Regions from separate parts of the Homo sapiens genome. Here region 1 is linked to region 2. Evidence: read pairs that join two places in POLR2A ChIA-PET (ENCODE). Cell type or tissue: Panc1. All regions are shown on one strand. Links, peaks and the distances in the headings refer to the core of each region. The heading gives the core; the rest is flanking DNA. Region 1 overlaps TMEM123 (transmembrane protein 123). Region 2 overlaps MMP7 (matrix metallopeptidase 7).

Evidence for each region. Peaks named below come from ENCODE experiments on the same cell type or tissue, not always from the same donor. Only the 100,000 strongest peaks of a DNase experiment are listed, where the experiment ranks them.
Region 1: POLR2A ChIA-PET joins it to region 2 with 6 read pairs; 1 of 35 experiments calls an interaction of 5 or more read pairs at or near these places.

What each region holds. Positions count from the first base shown.
Region 1 is chr11:102,408,588-102,412,989 of GRCh38, reverse strand. The region is part of intron 2 of TMEM123 (transmembrane protein 123); the gene reads left to right. Among named protein-coding and RNA genes, the nearest start is that of TMEM123, 42 kb to the left of the region's middle. In Panc1, for the core only: no CTCF peak of the experiment used is centred there; no DNase peak of the experiment used is centred there; H3K27ac peaks cover 2,663 bases.
Region 2 is chr11:102,523,368-102,527,769 of GRCh38, reverse strand. MMP7 (matrix metallopeptidase 7) reads left to right here. Exons shown (of 6, transcript NM_002423.5): 2 at 1-13; 3 at 98-246; 4 at 2,706-2,834; 5 at 4,369-4,402. Among named protein-coding and RNA genes, the nearest start is that of MMP7, 5.2 kb to the left of the region's middle. In Panc1, for the core only: no CTCF peak of the experiment used is centred there; no DNase peak of the experiment used is centred there; H3K27ac peaks cover 1,755 bases.

The DNA.
Region 1 (4,402 bases), core at 156-4,155, 110 kb after region 2:
TTTACTTTATCAATAATTGAGAAATATGTTACTTATTTTCTCATCCTTTGGGAATTAGCGTGTGAAGATTTCTGTAGTTTTTAGGTACATTGAAGGTATGTGAAGAAGTCAGATTTGTTAACATTGTTGAGAACCTGTCATTTCCTTATGAATTTCTTGGGGTCTGTTCTTTTGCTTAGAGATGTTGACAAAAGTCCAACTCTATAAAAAGTATCTACTTTTCTCCATCAGGTCTATCGTATTTTGTTTTATATATTTCTCATCTTGTATATGAAATATATTTTCCTGTTAGATTAATCCATTTATGAGATGTCTTTTCTTTTTAAAAAATTTCTAGTGATACTTTTCACCTTAAAGACTTGCATATGATATTAATAGAGTTGTTATCTTTTTTTTCTGGCCAGTAGTTGTATTGTAAAATTTCTTTTCTTTACTCTTACTTTCAATACTTTTTAGCATTTCTATATCTTATATTTAAGTTGTATTACTTATAAACAGTTAAATCCAGTCTCATAATCTCTGTCTTTTAAATGGCCTGTTGATTCTGTTTGCTTTTGTTTTTGAAATGGAGTTTTGCACTGTTGCCCAGGCTGGAGTGCAATGGTACGATCTCGGCTCACTGCAACCTCCGCCTCCTGGGTTCAAGTGATTCTCCTGCCTCAGCTTCCTGAGTAGCTGGGATTACAGGCATGCGCCACCATGCCCTAATTTTGTATTTTTAGTAGAGACAGGGTTTCACCATGTTGGGTCAGGCTGGTCTTGAACTCTTGACCTCAGATGATTCGCCTCCCTTGGGCCTCCCAAAGTGCTGGGATTACAGGCATGAGCCACCGTGCCTGGCCTCTATTTGCTTTTAATATACCTTTAATATGATGTATAGACTGGTTCTTGAACATGAGTAGAATTTCGCAGAGCTGAGAATGGGTGGGAAGCAGCCCAGGCACCTGAAGTAACATAACAAAGCAACAGAAATAAAAATGAACTGCCTGCTAGGGGATAGGTGGTAGATAGATCTTCCTCCTGGGGCAGAAGGGTAGGCAGCAGAGGGCAACTGGGGCCTTGTCTGTAATGGTGAAGAGTTCAGACATACCTTGGGTGCCCCCCAACTGTATATGCTCCAGACTGTGCTAGGCACTTGCACACGTTTTCCCAGAACTGTGTCTGACACTTTGATAGAATGAAATGAAAATATAAGACATCGTTCTTACAATTAATTCATTTGAAAAGATAAACAAGACCTGGGAAAATACTGTTTCTCTATAATCATACGGCACTTCCGACACCAGATGTGTGTTTTTTTTTTTTCCCACCTCTGCCAGTTCTCAGACATCAGCTGAGTGTCCTACAATCCAATTCAGTTCTGACTCTATCTACTACCTATCTGGATTTAGTGTCAGATCCCACCAGTTAAGGTCTCAGCCCACAAGACTGCCCTCAGTTTAGATGCTAATTGCACGTTCAGCTCTTGTACTCCTAATTAACTATAAATCAGGCTTTCCCATAACCCCCTCCTTGGGTTAGATAATTTGCTAGAATGGCTCCCAGAACTCAAGGAAACACTTTATTTACATTTATTGGTTTATTATAGAGGATATAACTCAGGAGCAGCCAAATGGAAGAGATGGTTAGGGTAAGGTCTGGGTGTGGAGGAATGGTGCGCAGAGCTTCGATACGCTCTCTGGGAACACCGCCGTCTCAGCACCTCCATGTGTTCACCAACTCAGAAGCCCCTCAGATCTCAGTACAGGAGTTTTTATAGAGCTTAATTTCTAGCTTTCCCAAAGGTTGATGGATGGGGCTGAAACTTCCAACCCGCTAATCACCTGGTATTTCTGGTGAGGAGCCCATCCTGAGGCTATCTGTGGGCCCTATGCTATGGCAGTTGATTAGCCAAAAACTCAGGTTTGAGCAAAAGGGGGGGTCCTCATGAATAACCAAAGACGCTCCCATCATTCAGGAAAATCCCAAGGGATTTTAGAAACTCTGTGCCAGGAACCAGGGACAAAGACCAAATATATTTTGTATTGTAACACACAAGATACATTAATTTTTAAAATAATAATAAAAGTTCAGAAAAATGAACAGTAGGTGTTCGATAGAAAGGAAATTGCCTGAGGAGGAGGTGAAAATCAAACTGGCCCCTGGCATACATATTGTAACTGTGTTGTTTCCTTCTTGTCCTTACTAGACCACCCTCCATGCTGATAAGGATCACGTCTCTTCTGTGTGTGCAGAGCCTCCTAGCATAGTTCTCGGTACAGAGAAGGTACTAAACCAGCCTATGGAAAGACATGAGGGAGGAGCAAGCTGTCAGCCTAACAGGGGTGTGATAAGGAGGAATAGCAGAGTGAATTCTGCTCCCTGGAGAGCAAGGATGCCAGGATGAGAGGCTTGGGGAGTTTTGAGCAGGAACAGAGGGAAAATATCAGTCTAGCCTGATGCTCTTGTGGCTGTGATTCATGCTTTTTTTTTTTTTTTGTAACTAACAGGGGTTATTGTGGATTGAGTCTGTGGAAACGGAATGGAATGGGCAAGACCTATGGGAAAAGCGTAAGGAAGCCTGGACACTGTCTACAGTGCCCCGTCAACTTTGCCCATCTGGTAGTCTCATCCCCTAGGAAGCCAGGCTGCTTTTCTCACCCTCTCTGCTCAGCTTCTTTGCAGTTCAATTCCAGTTCTGGGAATGAACAGGATCACCTTTCAGGCTATGTTTCCTTACACAGACCTGAACTATGTCTCGGTTGTTAGTTCTCATCGTCCTTAAGACAGGTCATTATCACTTTAACTGGAAGTGCCTCTTTCATTTATTGCCAGAGGAAACAAACATCCTATTTATGTTCATAGATATTAGTGGAATGAATGATAGTTTAACTAAAATGTGGTAGTAAATTTACTGCAGATATACTGTAACTTATTGGAATCCCTAGTTGTTACTTTTCTGTGATCATATACAATTGTTTTTCCCTTTTTAAATTTTAGTTTTTGAGTTTAAAAATTCAGGAATTTATAAAACATTTTCAGAAAATGTACAGTTCTTTATCATGATGTGACTTTTTTTAAGCTCAGTTTTCTCTTAGATTTTTTTTTTTTTTGAATCTAGATTTATCTAGTTTGTTTGTTTGTTTGTGACGGAGTCTTGCTCTGTCACCCAGGCTGGGGAGCAGTAGCGTGATCTCGGCTCACTGCAACCTCTGCCTCCCAGGTTCAAGCAATTCTCCTGCCTCAGCCTCCCGGATTACAGACGCCCGCCACCATGCCCAGCTAATTTTTATATTTTGAGTAGAGACAAGGTTTCACCATGTTGGCCAGGCTGGTCTCGAATTCCTGACTCGGGTGATCTGCCCGCCTGCCCGCCTGGGCCTCCCAAAGTGCTGGGATTACAGGTATGAGCCACCACACCCGGCCTGTCTAGGTTTTTTAAAAGATCTTTTTTTTTTTAATCTAGATTTTCAATAGTGTGGATTTTTGATCTCCAGGTAATTTGAATTCAGAAGAATGTTTAGAATGAATCTGTTGACTCCGTGCAATGAGGAAAGGCCTCTTTGCTTTCTAAGCAATGAATGTTTCTGGAATTACACTGATATTTAGTTGATGGGGTAAGGTTGTAAATTCTATAGGAAAGAGATTCTCAAGGTTTTCATGTTTTAAAAAATTCCCAGAACCCCATATAAGAGTTCTTAAATTTACTCAAGCTGCAGACCATTCTTAGAATCACAGACCCCTCAAAATAACTATGGCACCAGAAATTTATGGTTTATGTCTTGAATAGCTTAGTACTTTTGACAACTATACTAGGAAATGAAAAGCTGCTACTGTCCCATTTAAAAATAACTGAGATTTTTAAAAATTGGATGTGTATTTTCAACTCTGGTTTAAGTGTGTATTTGATGCCCTGATGAAAACAAATTGTCATCCTTAACTTTGAGATATTTAGGTTAAAGGAGAATAATATTATTAAATATTTAATAAATATTTTTGGACTCAAGGTTATAGGAATAAGGTTAAGTTATTTCAACACAGCAGAGATAGTCGGAATGAATCCAGACTTTGAGGAGTACTTTTACTTGAAACTAGAAAAATGGACTGCTTCACAGTGTCCTTGGCCTTGTTGCAATATGGTGGCTGTCTGGTATTAACAGAAAAAGGTCTGGGCCTCACTTTCTTCTTTTTGGGTGTTTGCATTGATAAATCAAAAATATCCCAGTAGTGTGTTCTTCCATAAGATGTTACTCGGATGGTAGTTACGGTAACCATGGGAGCTCGGATATCTCACAGTGCCTACTCCTCAGCCTCCCATAGGGAATTGTACAGTGCAGCTCTGTAGGGGAGTTACATTTAATGAAATTAATGGTTATAAAGAATTAATTGAGCACTTCTCAGGGACTGTGGGAAGTACTTAACA
Region 2 (4,402 bases), core at 310-4,309:
TGGTCACCTACAGGTTAGTTTTGCTCTGGCTCATTTTGGCAAAAACAATAAAGCCTGTTTCCTAGGGGTCAAACATTGTTTTCTTGTTTGCTACTAGGATCGTATCATATACTCGAGACTTACCGCATATTACAGTGGATCGATTAGTGTCAAAGGCTTTAAACATGTGGGGCAAAGAGATCCCCCTGCATTTCAGGAAAGTTGTATGGGGAACTGCTGACATCATGATTGGCTTTGCGCGAGGAGGTAAGAAAGATTCCTGTAGGCTAATCCTGTGTCCTGTTTTGTTTGTTCATGGTTTATATCAGTGCTCTTTTCTTATGAAGATTAAAATCCTTTAATGAGATATGATTGGTAGATAGATAGTTAATAGATAGATTTAGCAATATTATTATAATTTTTATAATCTGGTAATATAGAGCCACTTTTTATAGCAGCAGTTGGCAAACTATGATGCATGAGCCAAATCCAGCCCACCTTCTGTTTTTGTAAATAAAGTTTTACTGGAACACAGTCAGGCTCCTTCATTTCCCTATTACCTATGACTGTTTGGGCTCAGGCTGCAACTGTGACAGAGATCACAAAGCTTAAACACTTGTTATCTGACCCTTTACAGAAAAAGTTTGCCAACCCCTGTTTTGTAACGTGAATTATTATTTATATATACAGTCATGCACTGCTTAACAATGGGAATACACTCTGAGAATGAGAACTTTGGCAATCTTGTCACTGTGCTAACATCATAGAATACACTTACACAAACCCAGGTGATACAGCCCACTATCCACCTAGGCTACATAGTATAGCCTATTGCTCCTAGGCTGTAAATCTATACAGCATGTTACTATACTGAATACGGTAGGCAACTGTAACACAGTGGCAAGTATTTGTGTGTCTAAACGTATTTAAACATTGAAAAGGTAATGTATTGAGCTATGACATTATCACAACTACTATATCACTAGGCTATAGGAATTTTTCAGCTCCATTATAATCTTATAGGACCATTGTATATGTGATCTGTTTACTGAAAGATCATTATGTAGCACATGACTATATGTTTACAATATATCTACCTAACATCGATATTAAATCAACAGAAAGAGTCGCAGCTTCCAAAGGCCTCAAGAGTCCCCTGAGAAGTGGTATATGACCTGTTGCTAATGCCTTTCATGTGGCAAGGAAGTAGGAAATGGAAACTTTCATATTAAAGAACTTAAAAATATATAACACAGCAGGGTGTGGTGGCTCACGCCTGTAATCCCAGCACTTCGGGAGGCCAAGGCAGGTGGATCATCTGCGGTCAGGAGTTCAAGACCAGCCTGGCCAATAGGGTGAAACCCCATCTCTACTAAAACAAAAATTAGCTGAGCATGGTGACGCATGCCTGTAATTCCAGCTGCTTGGGAGGCTGAAGCATGAGAATCGCTTGAACCTGGGAGGCAGAGGTTGCAATGAGCCAAGGTCACACCACTGTATTCCAGCCTGGGCAACAGAGCAAGACTATGTCTCAAAAGAAAAAAAAAAAATATATATATATATATTTTTTTTTTTTACGTGGGTTTTTCTATATGTAAAACCCATTTTTTTAGTATATGTGTTATATATGTGTGTGTGTGTATATATGTATATATAAAACCCATATACATAAATTGTTCTTAATTGCTAGTGTTTCATGGTGCAAATTTAGAGAAAAATGTTGCCCATTTCAGTCTGTTCTATGTGGAATGGTCCGGCTACTGTAGCTGAAATTTGAACTTCAACCCACAATATTGACAACACCGAAGAAAATGTTATGGGAAAGCACTAATCATGGCACTACAAGTTTTTTAAGAGCTAGATAAACTGGACTGGCCTCATATCACCTCGAAGATAACCAGCTCTGCATCACACATTAAAGGACTATAAAAAGCCATTTTAAGAGATCTTGAGCATGGCTCTCTAAGAGACTATTTACTATGCCCACGAAGAATAAGCTAGGTTTTTAAGAAAAAAAAAAAAAAAAACCTATGAAATGGTGCACAAATTACTTGCCAAATGTGGTATTCATATTCATTCTCCCTCCCACCACCCTTTGGCCGAGCAAAGTGGTCAAATTTAACAAAAGCTTAAATGCAACCTTAAGTTAGATATAACTGCATTTTAAGTCCTGTATCCAGTAAGCTTTCAATATATGGTGATTATCAGTGATGAGCAATGGTTCTGTGAAAGGAAAAGTGTCTGGGCCAAGAAAGCACCCAAACTACCCTGTGAGTGCAACCGACAGCACATAACAATGTCAGCTACTTGCACTGGGCTGCCTTTTTTTTTTTTTTAATTTATTTTTTGAGATGGAGTTTCACTGTTGTCACCCAGGCTGGAGTGCAGTGGCGCGATCTCAGCTCACTGCAACTTCCGCCTCCTGAGTTCAAGCAATTCTCCAGCCTCAGCCTCCCAAGTAGCTGGGATTACTACTTGGTGGCATGTGCCACCATGTCCAAATTTTTGTATTTTTAGTAGAGACGGGGTTTCACCATGTTAGCCAGACAGGTCTCAAACTCCTGACCTCAGGTGATCCGCCCACCTCGGCCTCGCAAAGTGAGCCACCATGCCTGGCCTGGACTGGGCTGCTTTTTCTAGCCTCAATAATCGTATAAACTGAAAAATAAAATGACTGGAGAAAAAAAAAATCAGTCACTAAGAACAATCACTCCATTTTCTTTCAGCTCATGGGGACTCCTACCCATTTGATGGGCCAGGAAACACGCTGGCTCATGCCTTTGCGCCTGGGACAGGTCTCGGAGGAGATGCTCACTTCGATGAGGATGAACGCTGGACGGATGGTAGCAGTCTAGGTATAGCATCTCATGTCTCTTCTACTCCACATCCGTTTTAAAATCCTGGACTTACACTAAGTTAAATAATTATATTAATTTATAATAAGTATTGAGCCCTTGCTAAGTGCCAAACACTGTACTATATGCCTGAAATGCATTATTTCATGTAATATACTCATAATGCTACACACAGAAGATGGACACTCAGGCTATGGAGTCAAGCACCACTGATCCAATTTGCTGTACGTCTACCAATTACTCTGTGTCATTGGGCAAGTTATTGAATTTCTCTGAGCCTCAGTTTCCTCCTCTGTGGAATGGAAATATAAATAGTTCCCACATCAAGGAGTCTTTAAATTAAATGAGATAATGCTTATACAGTGCTTGGAATGTATTAATAATTAATTAAATTATAGCTCTTTCTTCATATTTCCAAAAAATACATGCCCCAAATGGAAAAGAAAGAGAAGTAGAAACTATGATATTTGAGAAGTATATGCAATTCTGGAATTATTCACTATTTTCCAGAAAGAACCAACTCCATGATTTAGTATATCATATTTATCATTTTACATAGTAGGATATTATAGGCACATGAGAGAACTAATGGAGAAGAGCTCTGGCATAAATAATCCCAATTAGAGACAATTTTTTTAAGGCTACCAACTGGCCCTAAAAGGGAAATTTGTACTTGTGTTTGGCAAAAGGAATTCACCATAGCTTGCTGTCTTGCTGTGAAAATCTATGTTAAATTGTGATGCTGCCTCCCATTTGCATCTGGCATATTCTTTTCATTCTTCTTTCTTCCCACTTAAGGTAGGTTAAAGGCAGCTTCCTTCAATTCAATGCAACGCCACCAGAGCTCAGGCCACTCCTCAAACGCACGGGCTCACACCTTCCACATACTTGCAAAGCCTTTCAATGAGTATGAGGGAGAACAAAGGATATATGTAATACAAGTTAATGAATCAAAATCAAAAACAAAGCCCAGCATTGCCTAGAGACCCTGCCTTTCAATCTTCGCTTTCTCAAAGCCACCATTCTCTCTTCTGATATCCAAAGTCACTAACATTTATTGAATGGCCGTGACTTCCCAAATATTGAGAAACTCTAGCTATCATGACAAATCTAGAGGGCAGAAATTACTGTCTCTGTTTAACAGATGAGAAACTGAGACTCAGCAACATCAATTAATCTGTCCAGAGTTGTCCAGCTAGTAAGTAGTGGAGCTACATTTCAAACCTAGGTCTTAGTGCTTTTAAAACCTTTGCTTTCCACTGCAGAGTATTGCTGCCTGAATGAAAGAAGCAAATAAAAAAAATTACACATTTTTAATAAGCAGAAGTAGTGATGAGATTAAAGCACTCCTATTCTGATTAACCTTCTAACCCCTCTCCACTTTTGAAAGCCTAGAAACAAATAAGTAAGCTACCGTGGGCTAAAACTTGGGTATTTTTCTTTAGTTTTTTTAAATTATGATATCATATATATAATATTACATAATGTATGTAGCTATTTTTATCATTACTGTTTGTCACTTCTTCGGTTGTAGGGATTAACTTCCTGTATGCTGCAACTCATGAACT